Linked DNA regions of Homo sapiens: region 2 is linked to region 1. Evidence: chromatin loops called from intact Hi-C (ENCODE). Cell type or tissue: dorsolateral prefrontal cortex. All regions are shown on one strand. Each heading gives the region's core, and the rest is flanking DNA. Links, peaks and the distances in the headings are about the cores only.

Region 1 (9,455 bases), core at 676-8,675:
TTATTTTAACTAGAGCCAGTGTATTTAAATAATTTTCTGAAAAAAAAAACCCCACAATAGTTATTTAAAACAGAGGAGGATAAAATGCTTAAAATGTTTTTCTTTCAGTCATAAATCTGCTTAGTAAAATACAAAAAACATTAAAAAAAAGATCTGGCTTTTCCACTTTCTCACTTCTGAATTTTTATTTGTTTATTTCAGTATGAGAATCATTTGAGATACAGGGTATAGTTAGTTTTGCTGATCAGGTAAGTGTAAGCAGACAGACACAGTAAGAACTACGAAAGGAAACAGTGTAACTATGGTAAATTACTGCATAATTGGAAAAGAACTACTTGGAGTATTAGAAGAGACCTGCAGATAAACAGGGGAGGCTTTTGAGATAAGTTTCAGAGTGATGCTTATTCACACAAATGATTAACTGAAGGATGTTTTCTTGGCCTAAGCAATAAGATGGAAATGATGACAGGGCAAACTACTGGGAATGCCAAGAGCTTTTCTTCTTCTTTTAATGACAAGAAATACAAAGGTAGAATGGAGTTAGAAGGGAACGTATGAGACTGGAAAAAGTCCTGAACACAGAGGTCCCAGTCATACAGTAAGCAAAATCAGTTTCAATTTCAAACTGGGAATTGTTCCCTTTTTTTTTTTTGGAGACAGAGTCTCACTCTGTTGCCCAGGTTGGAGTGCAGTGGCACAATCTTGGTTCACTGCAACCTCCTCCTCCCGGGTTCAAGCTATTCTCATGCCTCAGCCTCCCGAGTAGCTGGGATTACAGGCGCACATCACCACACCCGGCTAATTTTTATTTTTGTTTTTTAGTAGAGACGGTGGGGGGTGGGTTTCGCCATGTTGGCCAGGCTGGTCTTGAACTCTTGGCCTCAAGGAATCCACTGGCTTCAGCCTCCCAGAGTGCTTGGATTACAGGCATGAGCCACCGTGCCCAGCCTCTGGGGATTGTATTTCTAATGGGGTTTCACTAATGAGTAAATGGATATCAACTGCATATATTATTTTTAAGAACAAGCTTGGGTATGGTAACAGCTTTTTAAATTAATGATTTTTTTCCTCTACTTTTACTGTGGCCATAAGCAGATGTCCAACTTTTTCACAGAACTGTAGTGCTGAAAGAAGCTCAGAGATCACGTGCCTGAGTCGTTTTATTTCACAGATAAGGCAAATGAGGTCACAGGGCTAAGAAATGGCAGGAAAAGGATTAGTACTCTGAGTCCTAACTGCAAACCCAGTGTGGCTTGGTAAAGTAGACCAGGTTTTCCCCTTACAGCACTACTAAAAGAATACCAGGCTGAGTGCAGTGGCTCATGCCTGTAGGAGGGTCACTTGAGGCCAGCCTGGGCAATACAGCCAGACCGCGTCTGTAAAATATTAAAATTAAAAAATTAGCCACGTGGGAGGCTGAGGCAGGAGGATTGCTTGAGCCCAGGAATTTGAGGCTGCAGTAAGCTACGATAGTGCCGCTGAACTCTAGCCTGTGTAACAGAGTGAGACCTTGTCTCTAAACAAACAAACAAAAAAAGAATACCAACTGTACCCATGACTTGTTGCTCAGCTGACAAGTCTACTTTCTATATCTCAAGAAACTACATACACAAGTATCTTACAGTTTGAAAGGATCTCACACTATTTGGTATTTTATTTAATATGCTAAAATAATTATTTCAGTGAATGCACCTACTCACTCATCATCTCAGAAATTCCAAACAAATATGTAGATAAGAAAATTCTGTGAAGTAATCACCATATAAACATGAAGTTTGCAGAAAATCATTTATGGTTACAGCCATGTTTATAAATAAATGTGCATATTCAACCTAAAAGCAACTTTAGACTCCTTGCGTGTTTACCTCTTTAGATACTCAGAGATCTCTAGGGATTTATTTTCAGATGAACATTTGCATTTGAAATGCTTCCTGTTGGTAATCTGTAAGATGCAAGTTAGTTACCAGAAAAGCAGAAGCACAACAGAGTTTGGTGAGCAGTGACACAGCGGTCACGTAACAGCTCTTGGTGGCAGGCTTGCTGGGGTAGCTGCTCCATATTGTCTTTTAAAATACTGTATTTTTGAAAGCAGCTTCATGATATCCCAGAGCTAACTGGAGATGGCAATTAAATGCAATGGATCCAGTACATTTGCCAGGAAAACTGGCAAAATTTAAAGGTGAATTGTGGATTAAACAACAGTATTTTACTCACTATAATTTTGTAGCATGGTAGTTTATCTGGGGTCATGTAAGAAAATATTCTTGTACATAGGAAACACTCAATTATTTAAAAGTAAAGTGGCAAGATGTTCATAACTTATTGTCATTGTTCAAGGGAAAAATACATATATAATGACAAAAAGCATATGGGAAAAATGTTCAAAATGTTGACAACTGGTAACTCTGGTAAACATATTACCAGCCTTCTCTCCAGCATTCTTGCAACTTTTCTGTAAGATTGTGATTATATTAAAATAAAAAGAAGAAAAAGCATTTTCATGAAACCATTTTATTTTCACCTCATATCATGATTTTGCAGGCATTCCTTATGTGTTAGTCTTGTTCTATTTCCCACATTTGTTGACACGGTACCTACAATTGCCTGCTAACATGCTTTTAAACCCAGCTGCGAAATGTGCTATAAGTAATGTCAGAGGTACAATAAAAAAGATCCAAAGTGGGTAGTAGCATGAAAATACATTTTCAACTTGTAAATTAAAGTGGAAAGCAGAGAAATCAGAGTTTTTAAGCAGACATGAGCACACCATCTTTTTCATCATGCAAAAATTCTTCATATTTTCCTCAGCATATAACCAAAAAGTGACCTGCAGACATTTTGCTGTCAAAAAGATACCAGTGTTACGTCGGGTAGCATAGACAGATAGTGACAAAAATGAGCGAAGGTTCCTAGATGCACTGTCTGAAAGTCAGGCTGGTTTGGGGCTGGATTTTAATATACTTACCCCAGTTATCTTCACTTTCACAGTAACAGTGATGGCAACTGACAGTATAATTATCTTTCAAGGACTGAACTGGTCTAAGAAATATTCTTCTAGCGTGTCACACACTGTTGATATTAAACTGGCGACATGAGAAACCATCTGGAAAAAATCTGGGCATAAGGAAGTTTAGGGGATCTAATCCAAGCTGGGTTTTGGCTGATTTACTTCAGTTCACTCAAATCTCATTTAATAATATGAAATAACACACACGGAAAAAGGAAAGAAAAATGCTATCCTTTGTTCCAGCGCTGATTAAATGGAATCATATGCATGGAAAACAGTTTAAGGATTCCTTCATCCTTACCCTGCTTTCATTGATCATTTTGTTTCCTCTGCTAGTAAGACAAACAATGTGCTATATCCCTGTCTTTCAAACTACTTTTTAAAAGGTTTTTATAGTCAAGTATTTCCAGCAAAGAGCTAGAAGTGTGCAATAAAATATATTATTTTATGTCTTTGATCAATCCATACCACACTCTGTTAACTCATTTATTCTGCTAAGAAAATGCATTTTTCTTTTAAACTTAAAAAAGAGATTTTTCTCTGCTGTCTACTAAAGTGAAATATACTTTTTAATAGTTTTAGTGCCAAAATAATTTATAGTCTTTCTTTTAAGATGGTTTACTATGTATTCTTTCTTATTATGCTCAATGTTTGCAAGTTTCACATGAAGCCTGAATGCAAGCATGAAGAGTAGAGATGTTTAGAGAAAGGCTTTCTAAGGCCATAAAAGCAGGACACCAGGAACTAGGCATATTCATCTCTACTGGACTGGATATTAAGGGCATGGACCAGGTGTAAAATACAGAGAAAAAGAGGCTTTAGGAGGAGGGTTAGGAAGTCTTTCATAAGAAGGAGGATGGGACAGAAGAAGGGGGTTGCACAGCAAGCTAGACTAGTATCTCTCAGCTTTCTCCATCTTCTCTGATAGACATTGATATCAAGATATGAGAAGCACATCTTTCTAGTTCTTTGTTACCACCCAGTCCACAAGTGATGCTGTTCCTAAGGGCATCAACACTGCATCCTCATCAGCGAATAAGCATTTGTGCATGGCTGCATGCACACACATATTTCGAAGACCCCATTTGTCTGCCAGCCATAGCATCAGGAATAAAGGGGAAGCTGTTGGTTTTCTTTTGTAATTTCTTAGACCTATATAACTTTGTATTCTGCTCAAACTGTACGTTTCTACACAAACATGACATGCACCATAAGATGATCCCAGGCTCCCTCTGTCACTGGGTCTCCCTAGCTCCATCCAGATGCAACTATCTCCTTTCTAAGGATCATCCCCAAATTGCCCAAATCCATCTGACCCATCTTATTTTACTCAACACAATTCAAAGGTCTTATTTTCATCTCTGCCATGGAGATCATTTCCATTAGATAACACATAGAGAAAATGTCAATTGGACTTCAGCCTTACTCTGGAGCTACTTTTTAAAGTGGTCCTTCATTAAAGCATGCCCTAAGTAATCATCCCAATGATTAAAGACTTCAGAAAGTTTGCTGCTGCTGCTGCTTAAAACATTTAGAACAAATCACCTTTATGTACAGAAAGTAAAGTGATGAACTCCAACAAGCCTGTAACACACACACACAAACATTACCTTCCAATATTCATTCCCTTTCTGTCATGCATCTATATTATCACAGAATGGGATATTTTGGAATCTCTATGCTTGGATTTAGTTAAAAAATATTAGGAGACCTGGAAAGCTTAGGTGCACCTAATCATAGCTGCTGGCAAGAAATGTGGTGGAAAATGGGACTTTTCATACTAATTAACTTTGTATTCACACATGGGCTTCATTTTCCACATCACATACTTATATGAAGGCCCCACATCACAAAAGGGTTAGGATTCCATCAGAAACAAAGACAGCTGTAAAATCCTCACGTAGCTGCTCCAAGATGGACAGAGCTAGAAATATACCAAAAACTAAGGCTGGCTGGTGGGGGATGGGGGTGGGGCAGTAGGCAGCAGTCCCAATAGAAATAAGTATGGAAATATGAGACTTAAATGTTAAATTCTTTACAAGAATAAGTTGTTGTCTACACTCAAAAGAAATGTTCTATATGCAAAACTTTATTATGATCATATTGTTTCCAATGGTACGAGAGAGGCTGCTTCCTTCCAGAAATAAGTCAGGCCTGATTTTTATGCTGATTCAACATAATCTTGACAAACAAAGCAGCAAAGAGTTCTCTGCCAGGAAAGTACATGCATAATTGTTGAGATCTACTAAATAGTCTCTTGTTCAACACAGGGTGTCAAGCAGAGATGTTGCAGTAGCTGAGATAAAACAGCAGTGTGCTCTGTTCTTATTTTAATTCCCTCGGCACGCCCCAGGGTTCACATGGCTACGGAAGAAAAAGCAGCAGCTTTTCACCCCAGTATAGCTTGTCTAATGATAATTACTGATAAATAACTTAGCATAAAATAACAAAAGCCAAAGGCACTGCTTAAAAAATCTACCCTAACCATTTTTCTCCTTCTCATTTCATCTCTCTCATTCATTCATTTAAAAAAAAATTGATTTTCACGAAGGATAAAGGAAAATACCCTACTGAAGGCAGATGAGGCCCCAAACATACTGGTTTTAGGTAGCACAGACAGAACAGTATTACATTTTAGCCTAGTAGTACCAAGCAACATAGAGAATCTCCAAGAACATCAAAGCAAGTAACCACCCTACCCAGCCAGATTCAGCCCAAAATGTGAAACTTAGCTGTTGAGTAGTCAAAATGACAACATCACTACAAATTGCCAGCAAAATTCCAAAAGCTGAACTAATCTACAGATCCTGAGGAAAAGATTTTCTCTTATCTTTCTGGTTCACTTTGCATATGCTGCTGGAAAGCGAGAAAGCTAATTGCATAATTCATGCTTATTCCAATAAAATGCGTAATGACAGCAAGCCCAATTTACCAACACTTTGAAGAATAAGGATATTGAGGCAAAGGAGGTGAAGGCTGTGAAAAGACCATGAATGATGTCATTGAGTAGCGTTCTCTTACAATACTCACTGCCTCCATGTCAGGAAGTATGAGCTTCTGATGTTCCCTGACTACACCAAGAGTATCACAGTGTCTGTCTTAATGCCACATCCTCTTGGGATCTTTAAAATTTCTCCTTTGTTTGGGCAAATAATTTAAGTAAGAGCTCTTTTGTGGCCTTTTAGATCTAGACATCTGGAAACAAGTTGACTTTGATCATTTAGTTTATTCTTTCCCCTTTACTCAACCCATTCCCCTTCTGTTTTAGACATAAACCAGACCACCTAAAGCAAAATTATGTGTCCAAGAATGGAAAAAAAAATTGACCTATACAGAAAGACTATGATCAGTCTTTTTTTTTTTTTTTTTTTTTTTTTTTTTGAGACTTTGTTATGCCCTGTGGCCCAGGCTGGAGTGCAGTGGTGCAATCTAGTCCTGCTGCAACCTCTGCCTTCCAGATTCAAGTGATTCTCCTGCCTCAGCCTCCCGAGTCACTGGGATTACAGGCACACACCACCATGACTGGCTAATTTTGTATTTTTAGTGGAGGTGAGGTTTTAACCATGTTGGCCAGGCTGGTCTCAAACTCCTGACCTCAAGTTATCTTGCCTACCTCAGCCTCTCAAATGCTGGGATTATAGGCATGAGTCATTGAACTCAGCCCATGATCAGTCTTGACTTATTTCCAGGTTATTTTTCAATGGCAAAATCCCCCCAGCATCTAGCACTAGCATTACATCTTTTCTTTTTAATAATTGTTTTATCATCTTATCATATTCAGATAATATACTATAATTTTACAAAGTAATTTTTATTCTTCTTATTTTACAAATGAGTGACCTGAGTAGTACAGAGATTAAGAAACTCACCTAAATTTCCTCAGGTAGTTAACTGGTAGAGATGGGAGTCAAATTTGGGTCTCCTAATTTTACTCCAACACAATGTCTCTTACTTTCACAATTCTTTAGCCAGCCACAAATAGGCGAACAGGCATAAAATGATAGGAAAACATGGTTGCCCTTTTAAACTAGAAGAGACCACCATAGCCATATGTTTTGGTCAAAATCTTGAGATTTGAGGCAGAAAGTGACATGGATTATGGCTGTGGTGTCTTTAATTTTGATGAACTAAATAAAAAGTATTGCAGTTTGAGAATAATAAACCATCATAACTCTCTAACTTCCAAACCATGGATGAATTAAAAATATGTGCAAGAGTCAGAGATGAAAACATCAGCCTTCTAATTTGGAAGACTGGATTGCAAAATGTAGCTTGAACACAAGGTCAGAAGTCTTTCTATCCATTGACTCCATGTTTATAACTTGGACCTATAGATTGTTGAGAATTGGGTTTTCAGGACAGACAGGCAGAGAACTTCATAGAAAATTCCATCTCCTCACCCCTTATTGACCACTGTGAGCCCAAGAAGAGTGACTGTACATGCGCAGTGATGCTTAATGCACTGATTTTACTCAGCAGAAGAACATGGACCAATGGTTGTCAGGCTCTTGCCACTCAACCCGTCATCTCTCTTCCCATGAGAGAAGTCAGAGAACAATGGAGAGAATTCAGCTCTTTGTCCTCAATTCTTCCAAGGGTTGACAGAAGTTCTCATTTTATGGGGTGGCAAGAATATGGGAAATGGGTGAGGAGATGGAGCAAATGTAAACCTACTTTGGTCTTAAATAAGATTGCGATTTCAATATTTAAACTCAAAAATAACAATGATTCTATTTTACTCAACTAACATTTGTTTGATGCATTTAGTGATCCTACTCCAGAGATTGATTTAATCATGACTATTCTTTATTTAATATTTTATTCACTCTTGTTATCTAATTGTTCTAGGCTCTTACCTTCATCCACACATGTGATAGTCAGCCTGAGAATCTTTTTTTTTTTTTTTTTTTTTTTTTTGAGACGGAGTTTCGCTCTGTCGCCCAGGCTGGAGTGCAGTGGCGCGATCTCGACTCACTGCAAGCTCCACCTCCCGGGTTCACGCCATTCTCCTGCCTCAGCCTCCCGTGTAGCTGGGACTACAGGCGTGCGCCACCATGCCCAGCTAATTTTTGTATTTTTAGTAGAGACGGGGTTTCACCATGTTAGCTAGGATGGTCTCGATCTCCTGACCTCGTGATCCGCCCGTCTCGGCCTCCCAAAGTGAGAATCTTTAATGCATTATACAAAAAGGAAAATGTGATCCTAGTAGCATAACTAAATGGTTCAGTCAGAGTTTTGCAATAATTCAACAAAATGTTTAATTTTGATAGTCACTTAAACTAATCTTTTCTTTATAAGAAATACATATACACATATCAAAGAAATGATACTATCAGGGCTTCAGTAACATTTTTAATGTAGGAAAGAATTTCAGACACAGAGTTAGAATTCAGTGGGCTGCCTGAAGTTTTCTTTCCTAACCAACACTTCTTGAGCTCAGCCAATGGGAGGAAGAGTTATGTTATCAAAGGAATATAACTTTTCAAATTCTGGTGAGGCCACTAAAAGATAAGGGAAAGGGGGAAAAATAATAACACACTGGTTTCATATGAAACATATGAAACCACGTTTCAATGTAGCCAAAATGAGCCCCTTCACCAAGATGTGGGTTGGGGGAACCCCAGCACCTTTGGCAAGTGTTTTAGAGGCTGTTCTCTGCAGGCCAGTGTGGGACAAAGCATTAGGTTGGTGCAAAAGTAATTGTGTTTTTTGCCATTGAAAGTAATAGCAAAACCCGCTATTACTTTTGCAACAACCTAATAGAAATGCCTGAGGATTTCAGTGCAGGAGGGAAGGTGCTGGGGTGGCTCAGGCCACAGATTGAAAGTTTGGCAGCTGGGGCAGAGTGGTCCTGAAGAGAGCACAGTAGGCAAGAAGTCAGCAGGATAATCAGAATGGAATGGCCACTGAGGTCTTTAGTGGTGGTGAAGTGCTCATAGTCTGGCTAGAGCCAAAGTACACGGGCAGCCCAAGATGGGCTTGATTGCTTTGGGCCAGGATCTAATGAATTTCCATTGACACGATAGTAGAGAAACCCTGAGTGTCTTACCTGATTTCTGACTCTTGTCATCTTTTTATATCTTAGTTATGCTTACCACATAGAATTGGGTAGAGATTGATTGAGATTTGAGTAAAGCGTATTACAGTGCCTAACATATAGTAGCCACACATTAGATTATTACTATGTGAGTTTGTCCCAGTTGAAAGTGCTTTCTGAGTGGTCGTCTTTATGAGGGGGAAGTTGATGACTCCTACATAACATGGCTGGGGATGAACAAAGGAGCAAAATGTGCCAGATTGCCCGACAATGGTAATCTGCTGGAGTTCAGTAAGACAAACAAATAGCTCAGAGACCAGGGGATATTCTAACAGCTGCACCAAATTAAGCCCAATTCCCCCTTCTGTACTCTCTGTGTTCCATCATGAGTTCAGAAAGATAAACTCTGAG
Region 2 (9,455 bases), core at 1,050-9,049, 92 kb before region 1:
GACAAAAAAAAAAAAAAAAAAAAAAAAAAAAAGCTGTGCTATCTTGCAAGCTTTTGATTTGTGTCTGCAGAAGGCAGGCATGCACACAGACAATAAGATCTTAAAAATAAATGGAAATAACCAAGGTATCATATACCTACAAACCAAGACCTGAACATTCCACTTAGACCAGCTGCATTTTAAAACGGTTTCTGACATCATATACAGTGGGAAATAAATATGGTATTGGTATCCAATGAACATTATATCTCACTATATTCCATCCTCCCAAAACCTATTAGACTAGATTTTACATATTTACCTAAGATCAAATTTGGATTTAATCCTTAAAATTTAAAAATTAAAAGCAACTATGTTACTATATGTCTTAAGAAACGAAGCATGCTTGAGTGAGTCTTGGATCACCTGTTTTAGTCTCTTCTGGCTAGAAGAATCAGTAAGATCTTGACAGTATTGTTGCAGGCACTTTGGTGATGTGCTACCCTGAGAAATCCTGAATTGCACCAACATATCACTGGGGTCTCTTTAGCAAAAACCATCCTTGTGAGCATGTAGACTATATTAGAGTTTGTCAAGCAGAGCTCCCACAGAGCTGAGCCTTGCAAAGCACACAACATCTGGAAAAGAAAGTTTCTTTGGAAATCAGATCATGTAAATAAGCCCGTAGGGGGCTAGTGGGTTGGGTAGCCCTGCTCAGTCGGTGATGGAGGAAGCTGCTGCAGGGAGATTCTGACACGATGACCACTGGTCTGTCTATGGGTCATCCATGCAATTCCTCATTGTTTTGACCCTCCTGACCAACCTCACTTCTCTCTTACCGCCAATCATAGATCTCTGAAGAGAAACCTCTAGGCTGGACCACACACAGACCTGCAAACAATGAGGCCCAGAAAACAGATACTGCCTTTGTTATCCAGTGGATGATTCCAACTCACAGCCAGCAATCTATGCTTTCAATAACGAGGAGAAGGACTGACAAGAATCAAGCACATACAAGGAAAGCAGTCATGTGTTTAAGGACATACATGAAAATATCCAACAGGTTTCCCGCAGCACTCCATAAGTCAAATTGCATAGCGAGCTTGATATTCAAGTTAAAAAAAAAAAAAAAGAGAGAGAGAGAAAAGAAAAAAGCTTTTGTTTTGTCTATATTTTTTAAAAAAGCGTTTTCAAGTATTATTTTACTGTTTTTAATTATTAATGAATTATTATTTAATTATTAATCTCAAGGCAACAAGCTCTGCTATTAGCTCCCTTTGACAAAGGAGAAAATAAAGGTTAAGAAAAATCTGATTGCTCTTGACTATCTGAGGGTACAAAACTAATTATTATTATTATTTTTTGAAATGGAGTTTAGCTCTTGTTGCCCAGGCTGGAGTGCAATGGCTCAGTCTCGGCTCACGGTAACATCTGCCTCCTGGGTTCAAGCGATTCTCCTGCCTCAGCCTCACAAGTAGCGGGGTATTACAGGCATGTGCCACCACGCACAGCTAATTTTGTATTTTTAGTAGACATGGGGTTTCACCATGTTGGCCAGGCTGGTCTCAAACTCCTGACCTCAGCTGATCTGCCTGCCTTGGCCTCCCAAAGTGCTGGGATTACAGGCGTGAGCCACCACGCCCAGCCTGAAGCTAATTATTAAGACTGTTAAATAGAGCCTGAGTTTGAGACTAAGATGCTGTCTACTAGGTAAAAATATTTTTCTGTAGCCCATTTAATCATTAAGCACAATATAAATTTTGATCTTCACATACATTTTTACCATTAGAGTTTAAGCATATTTATTTCATAAAGGAAATATAAAATGACCTCTCATTTATTTATTTATCTATCTATCTTTGGTAAAGGATGTCCAAAAACTAACCAGTCTGAAATGGTATTGATTTAAGAAAATACATTTTCATGAAAACCAGCCACTGGAGCTTGGAACTGCTTTTATTCATCTCCCTCCCCATACCAGCAACAACAGGTAGCCGAATTCGATTTCTCTTTCTGCTCTTTAGTAGCTAGCCTTATGCTCTAAGGCTTGGAACAAATAGAAAGCATCAGAAGAAATAACAAATATTGCTGTGATTTAAAAACATCCTATTTGACGGATTATTAGGGGAGTGTGCTTATGTGCTTGTTTACTGGCTGTCATTGATTTTTACTCAGCATTGGATAATTTTTAAATTTTCCATGTGGCCATTCAGGCATATTCATTCATTTATTCCTTCTGCCTTCTTTCTTCCTTCTTCCTGTCCTTACCTTTTTTCATTCTTACTTGCCTGCAATTCTTCTTTCCTTCCTTCTTTCTCCTTTCCTTTCTTCTTTCCATGCCAAGCATGGAAACCAAGCAATTGAAGAGTCAAAGATTTAGAAATCAAATTGGAAACATCTTTATTTTTATCATATACTTACTTAAAAAATAGAAACTTTTAATAAATTATTCCTTCTTTTTTTTTCTAATACTTTTATGGTCTCTTCTTACTTTTGCCAAAACTTAGTAGTGCAATCTATTCTTGGGGGCAGGACTGGAGCTATGTTTAATTTATTAATTTTCCTATGCTTTATAATTCCTTGTGAAAATAAGTTAGTTATTTGGGAGCATCTGCATGCTATAGGGCTGTGTTGCATTTAGCCTATAGCCAGGTGAAAAAAACTCCCTCCGGCTCTGTTTAGCTTTCACACAGAGCTTTGGTCAGGGACCTCAAGACAGCTGACCTTCATTTACACTAAACCTTTCCTTATTGGACTCATATTAAAAGGGCCTGCAGTTCCAACTCTGGGGTTTGGCACAAACGATTCTAATTGCTCCTTTATCCAATATTCAGAGATAGGGCTCAGCCATTAGGCCCTAGAAAAGCAATATACAAATATTAGCTTGATGGACAAGGTTAGTAATAAGATACAGCTCTCCTCTGTATGTCACACTTGAGAGATGCAAGAAAGATAGCCATTCCTATTATTGTTCTCACACATTTTATAGCTGGTACATGTTTATATTTCCTGCTTAAAGATTGCAGGGCATAGCTAAAGGAATTTAAGACTCTGGAATTCATACAGCCTGACTCTTTTATGCATTCCTTCAGAAACTAGTTAGCCCTGTTATCAAAAGGAGAAGCATTCTGCCTCTGACAGGCTACTGAGTCAAAATCAGAAAACGGATCCCAATAGTATGTTTCAATACTGCAACCCCAGCACTATCACTCATGAAGACTTTTTATTCGGCCCCCAGAAAAACACAGCTTGCATTAGACAGACTCATGTGTATAAGCCAAAAACAATAGGGGAGTTAAATCCACCACGGAGTTACTAGATCACTGGAGAAATGGAGATGGTGTCTGTAAAAGTAACTTGGTAACAATCCAGGTTACCATTACGAGGATAACATTTCACTAAATGATGGTAAAGACTTAATTCGTAACAAAGAGGAGCCACAACAGCAGAAATCAAAGATGGAAAAACAAACTACTTTCCTCTTTTTGAGCTGCATGCTCTGTTTTATTTACATAAGATATACACCATATTCAGGAGCAAGCCTTCCAGACCCCAGCTTCTTACTTTTGGCAAAGAAAAGTGCGTGTGGACATGTGTGTGTTGCAAAGGTGGCAGGGAGGGAGGATTCTCAAATGTTTCCAGTATATGTTTTCCTTGACAGATTAAATAATAATAGAAAGTTATGACATTAAAAATACATCATTCGAAATAATGTTGACGTGTCTTTTCCTATATACATTTTTTCTTTTGTGGTAGGTGGCGTAATGTTACACAACTTTTAAAAAGTGCAAGGCAGGCTGTGAATTACTTCTTTCAAATCTTTACGTCAAGGGAGCAACTTTTCAAAAGTTATTCCGAAGCCCAGGATTTCTGCTCCCCACACCTAAACCCCAAACCACTTGTGAAAATTCAGCTTTTCAAACAGAGCTTGGCTCTATTACTTCCAGCTGTCTCTATCTTGCCAAGTGTCCTGACACACACATATTCTATCGGTAAATCAACAGAGAAAGAGAAGAGAATGTTAAAAAAAAAAAAAAAAAAGTGGAACTCTAAAAAATGAATATAAAATGCCTAAACATCTCTATTTTCAAAAGGTATATATGCACATACCAAGGTAATTTTCTACAATTATCAGAGTTGTCCTTTTTCACATCTAAGTATTATACTATCACCCCCTTTTTGAGAATGTGTTTTACACACACACACATACATACACACAACACACACACGCACACACATACACACACACACATTGTATTTTTCAAGTGTGATTGAAATCGTTTACTTTATCTGACCTCATGCCATTTCTATGAACTGCTACCTAACTTGAGTCCTATAGACGAGACTTAGTGCAGTCCGTGGAGAAGCATGGTGACTCAAATCATATGCGGCCTCCACCTTCATCTCTCCAGCTGTAGAATCACTGTGTGCCGATATCTACAGTGACATTTTCAAAATTAGATACTCTATATGGGGGAAAGCATGGGCCCCAACTCACAAGGACAAAGCAAGGACTGCTTGGTATTTTATTTCTGTGGCAGGTTATTTAGGATACAAGGGGCACTAATTGGCACCCTCCCAAGCTGTGACATTTGTGATCTGCTGCCAAAGGGCAAGAGAAAGATGTGTAGCTGCCTTTTCTTCCTTGTGTGCCATCAAACAGATACCAAAGCAATCGTCTCCATTCTGACTCTGAGAACTCTGGGACAGCTTAGCTGACAGACTTAACCATTTCCCCACTCCCCCATCCCATCATTTTGAAGGGGGCAGTTTGAGTTTGTTCAAATGTGGTGTGGGCAAAATCACTTCAAGTGGAGGGGTGCTTAGGGAAGAGGGAGAGATATCTACTTTGGCTTGTAATTGTGTATTAGCTTGGTGCAAAATGAATGGCAAAAGCCGCAATTACTTTTGCACCAACCTAATACGTAGACTTCTGAACTCCCATCTCCTCTGGGCCTTATGCCTGCCAGACAAGCATTTTCCCCCAGGCTGTTAAGAGGTATTGACAATGGCACATTTTAAACTCTAGGGGGAGCTCCTGGCACCCACTTACCAGGAGGTCACTATGGTAAAGGTGGAGCTCAGTATGCTAAGTAAATGGGGTTAGAAGTGAAACTTCTCTGATAATGGTGATGCTCTTGACTTTTCAGGTTCTTCCTTGTTGCTTTCTCTGAACTTCTGCATGGTATGTGCTTTTATAACCCTATTGATTTAGCCTTTTCTCCTTTACAACCGGTCACATAAGTTAGGGCCGGCGCAGCCTGCTGTTTGGGAGGGTTCCCATCCTGTCAACCATGAAAAGCGCAAGGTAACCAGAGAATAGGGCTGGAATGGGATGCTTATCCAAACTCTGCCCTAGTCGGAGGGACATAGATCTTGTCCTCTTTTCCATGTCTTCCTGCTTGCTTCCTCCTCTGCTTTTCTTCCATTGGAGTGGAAAAATCAAGAAAGCCTAGAAAAGAGCTGGCCTAAATTCCAGCCCCTAATTCTCAGATAGCAAAAGAATGCTGAGGGTTACAAGGTCTTACCAGTTTTCCAGTATGAATACGGGATAGGGATTTATAGTCAGTCCCAGAAAGAGGATGTCTTGTTTGTGGGTTCCTGTGTTTATATCCCAACAACCCAGTGCACTGGTAAGTGTTGAGAAATGATTCAAGGATGTGGAATCATCTTGAAGTCACTGTAGACACCTGACCAACAGCAGTCATAGGCCACTGAGGGAAAGAATGCTGGTGTCCTATCACTGCAGAAGCTCCAAGTGGCAGCCTACTATGAGTTTAGACTGACTTACGGAGATAATAAACACTTTTATGACTGAGCCAACCAGATGTTGGAATGGTGGAATCCAGTAACAGATTAACCTAACTGAATCTAATTGCTGCACATTCAGACTGAGTGATTGATGCTCCACTGATCTTGCATATAGCCAAAATATTCATCTACTGCACGACAGCTGATTCTGCCCATACTTGTTGACATGGCACGTTTGACTTTAGTCACATGTCCATATATTTTTCTTCTTTCTCTCTGATAATAGAAATCATGTGCTTCTCATCTTTGTATCATCCACGATGTCATGAATAAGTGACCAAAAATTATTTATTGAATAAAAGACATAGCAATTTATGTGCACAAATAAAGAGAGTGCTAATCTGTTTTGGACATGTCTAACTATGCAGATGGCAATTACCTCTAGAAGGTTCACTTTAGGTGTAAGAGATAGAAGTCCAAAAGTTTAGGATTTGAAGAGTGTGTAGGGCCTAGAGGAGAAATTAGAAATTTGTACTTGTTTTACTTTTGTCTTTTCTAATGTATTATCTTTTAGATCTTTCCTACTTGAATGAATTCCTCGCCCAACATTATACAAAATGAGATAATGCAATTATCAGGCCAATTAACAATAATGCAATAATTATAGCAGTAATATTAGTTGTAGCTTTAGTGTTACAACAGTAAGACTTCTGTGCATTTTTCTATGCATTTTACTCATATTAACATATTTAATTCCCATAACAACCAACCCTGTGGAAGACAGCATTTGTATGTACTGTTATACTTATTTTATGAATGAGAAAACTAGGGCAGAAAGGGAGTAGATGAATTACTCAAGGCAACTATGTAAAAAAAAAAAGAGCTAGGAAACCACAAAAGTCAAAGTCAATAAAATAGACTTGTGGCATTCACACTTTTAGCACTTATGAGTTTACATCTTGATTATTAATCTGAAAATCCATGATGTAGTAAGGTATAATTTTGCAGATGCCCAAATGTTAATAGTGTCCACTGCAAGGCTGACATAGAAATAAGTCACCCAGCTAGTTAGTGAACCTAGTCATCCACACAGCAGCCACTTCTTAGAACACTTTCTTTATTCTCTTTTCGATCTTTTCTATATTACTGACTGTGGCAAAGTAAACTTTTCTGTTCTCCTGTGAAATAAAAAAAATACACTAAACAAAATACAAAAGCTTAGTGTGAAAGATGAAAAGAATTAACTTGTAATGTGAATATATGCATTGAAAGCACATGACTCTCATTGGAAATAGAAACCAAGAAAAGCCAGAACTAGCACTAACATTTCTAAACTCATATTTGGAATTTATTAAAGCTTATGAGAATTATCCTTTGTGACTATAAAGGGCCTACTGAACAACAGTCTCATAAAGAAAAGGCCTTTTTTGATAAATAATCATGGAGTATGTGATCAACACTAGCAGGTGAGTGCTTGTTTCTGACATCAGTGTCTAGGAATCAGAACAATGGGTTGCTTATCAAATGCTGTGAGCAAGGTTCTGGGCCAAGTATAAAATGTAGGTAAGCAGAGCCAGACCTCCCATGGCCACGCAATAAGTCTGACTCCAACTATCTCATTAGCTTCATGGGGCTGCCATCTCCACCATTACAACCCTGGTTTATTTAGGCTCTGTTTCTGGAAGGCTCTTACTAAAATGCAAAGTAATTAGGAAAAGATAAAAAGCAACCGAGAACCAAGTAAGCCATTCCCATAACCATTTATGAAATTATCTTTTCATTAGTGCTTCAACAGAAAAGGAAATTTATAGAGATCGAGATGGGACCCATCATTATGGAGCATGGGCCACATGGGGGTGAGCACATATCCAGGAATAATCTCGAGTGGAGGTGCCTGGAAGAAGCCTCAGGACCACTGGAGTTGAAAGATGACAAGACATAATGGGAGGATGATTGGATTGAAAGCGGAGTCACTGATACACCACTTTCCAGGTGCCACCTCTTTGCATCATATTGACCCTGTTAAGTTTAATATGATACAGGTAAGGCTGACAGACAGAGCTGAGAGCCTGGATTAAAAGCATAAAACCCACAAAGCCGAATTTAATGAAGCAAACTTTTGCCAACGACCCTGGTGTTTGGTACAAACCTGATAGCTTTCCTAGTGCAAGTTCTGGGTCACAGAGCATATGTTGGCTAGCATCTACTCTCATTCCCGATTAATTATAGATGCTGGATCTATAAGATCCTTTGTTAGAAATAACTAAATAATAAATGCCTATAAAGCAGTTTGCGTGCTGTGCTTAATAAGAACAAACTCCACAGAAATCCAATTTAAACACTTATTGCTTTTTTGAGCCAGAATTAAATTGGATTTGTGTTTCTGAACTCTTTGGCATCAACCATTGCATGGGTGGATTTGGCACAAGGACCGCCTCTGGGGCCAGCTGTGCAGAAATGTTGTTTGCCTCAGAAGTTGGTGTTTACCAAATATGGCCTCTGGAACAAACCAAAAACCCAACCATTTTCAAATTTTCAAAGGGTGTCATGAAGTTCTCAAAGATATTCTCCAAGCAAAAATAATTTGTATTCACTTCAATTTCAAAAAGTAATAAACAGTACCCTCTAAGAGAAGAGATTATGCCAAGAGCAGATAGAAAGGCTAGGATGTCCAGTTCCATAAGGATAAGAAGATCATTGTCAGGTGTGCTGATGACACCAACATGGTCAATAATGTAGAGTTTTCAGTCTTCTGAAAAGGTGTGGAATGGCAAGCGCAAGGGGTTCTCAGGTTTCACATGTTATATGCCTTGTTTCTCCTATTTTAGCATCTTTTGCATACTAGGTTGTATTTTAATTCATTGAAAAACAAAAAAAAATTGTGCTATCCAACATCAGTGGTGCAGATAGGCAGTATCATGAACAGAACTGCTGAACAGTCTTTAGACAACACTGTGAAATTTGTTTTCCTTTATTTTATAAAAAGTGAGTGGAAAACAGAAAAAAAATTAAATGTATATTTATAAGTTCTATGACCTGAACACAGATGGTCATTTTCAGGTGAGCCTAGAGCAAGGAACTTGCTCAAATCAGAAGCACTTTGGATTGACTTTGCTGTATGTGTGTTTGCCAAGCGAAAGAATATACTGCAATTAAAGAAGATAACAAAAGTGTGAGAGAAATGACAAAGAAAGGCGGTAGTATGGAGAAAAAGGAGATCAGTTGCTGGAAAGCAGCATAATTTTTTTTCAGAGACTCAAAAGCAGAGGGGTGTCCTGCTCCACGGAACTGTTGATACAATCTGGTATACATTGTCATTTATCAACAGGAAAGGAGGTTGACGTTCAGCTTTCTCATGACCATTTATTTTTAAGAAAACCTGTTTGGATTCCATTAAAGCTGGCATTGCTGAGCCCAGCCAGATTTCCTACACATTCCCTACTTAATTCCTTTATACAAACCAGAAGCAGCAAGTCCTTCCCCAGATCCAAATCATGACCCTTTATCTACTGATAGTCACATCAAGTAAGCAGAGAGAACTAGAATTTAAGGGAAGCTATTGTCTTACAATATTAACATTTGTTATCTAAATTTAATAGTGAATTATTATTTTTAAATAGTCATGGGTATGTTTCATAGCATCCAATGGGGAAGAAGTAAGTCTATTTATGTATACCATAATTAAGAATTACAAAAGATATGAAACTATTTTAGAAGCAAATCTT

The links. Peaks named below come from ENCODE experiments on the same cell type or tissue, not always from the same donor. Only the 100,000 strongest peaks of a DNase experiment are listed, where the experiment ranks them.
Region 2: a loop joins it to region 1, with 4 times the contacts of the local background. A loop is called at or near these places in 2 of 110 quality-filtered maps.

What each region holds. Positions count from the first base shown.
Region 1 is chr20:15,557,696-15,567,150 of GRCh38, reverse strand. All of the region lies in intron 8 of MACROD2 (mono-ADP ribosylhydrolase 2), which reads right to left. Among named protein-coding and RNA genes, the nearest start is that of MACROD2-AS1, 630 kb to the right of the region's middle. RefSeq lists an enhancer at 5,006-5,548. In dorsolateral prefrontal cortex, for the core only: a CTCF peak has its summit at 5,234; DNase peaks (open chromatin) are centred at 4,970 and 5,350; H3K4me3 peaks cover 617 bases; H3K27ac peaks cover 1,677 bases.
Region 2 is chr20:15,649,882-15,659,336 of GRCh38, reverse strand. All of the region lies in intron 8 of MACROD2 (mono-ADP ribosylhydrolase 2), which reads right to left. Among named protein-coding and RNA genes, the nearest start is that of MACROD2-AS1, 730 kb to the right of the region's middle. In dorsolateral prefrontal cortex, for the core only: CTCF peaks have their summits at 4,811 and 5,018 (motif pointing right); a DNase peak (open chromatin) is centred at 4,989; H3K4me3 peaks cover 136 bases.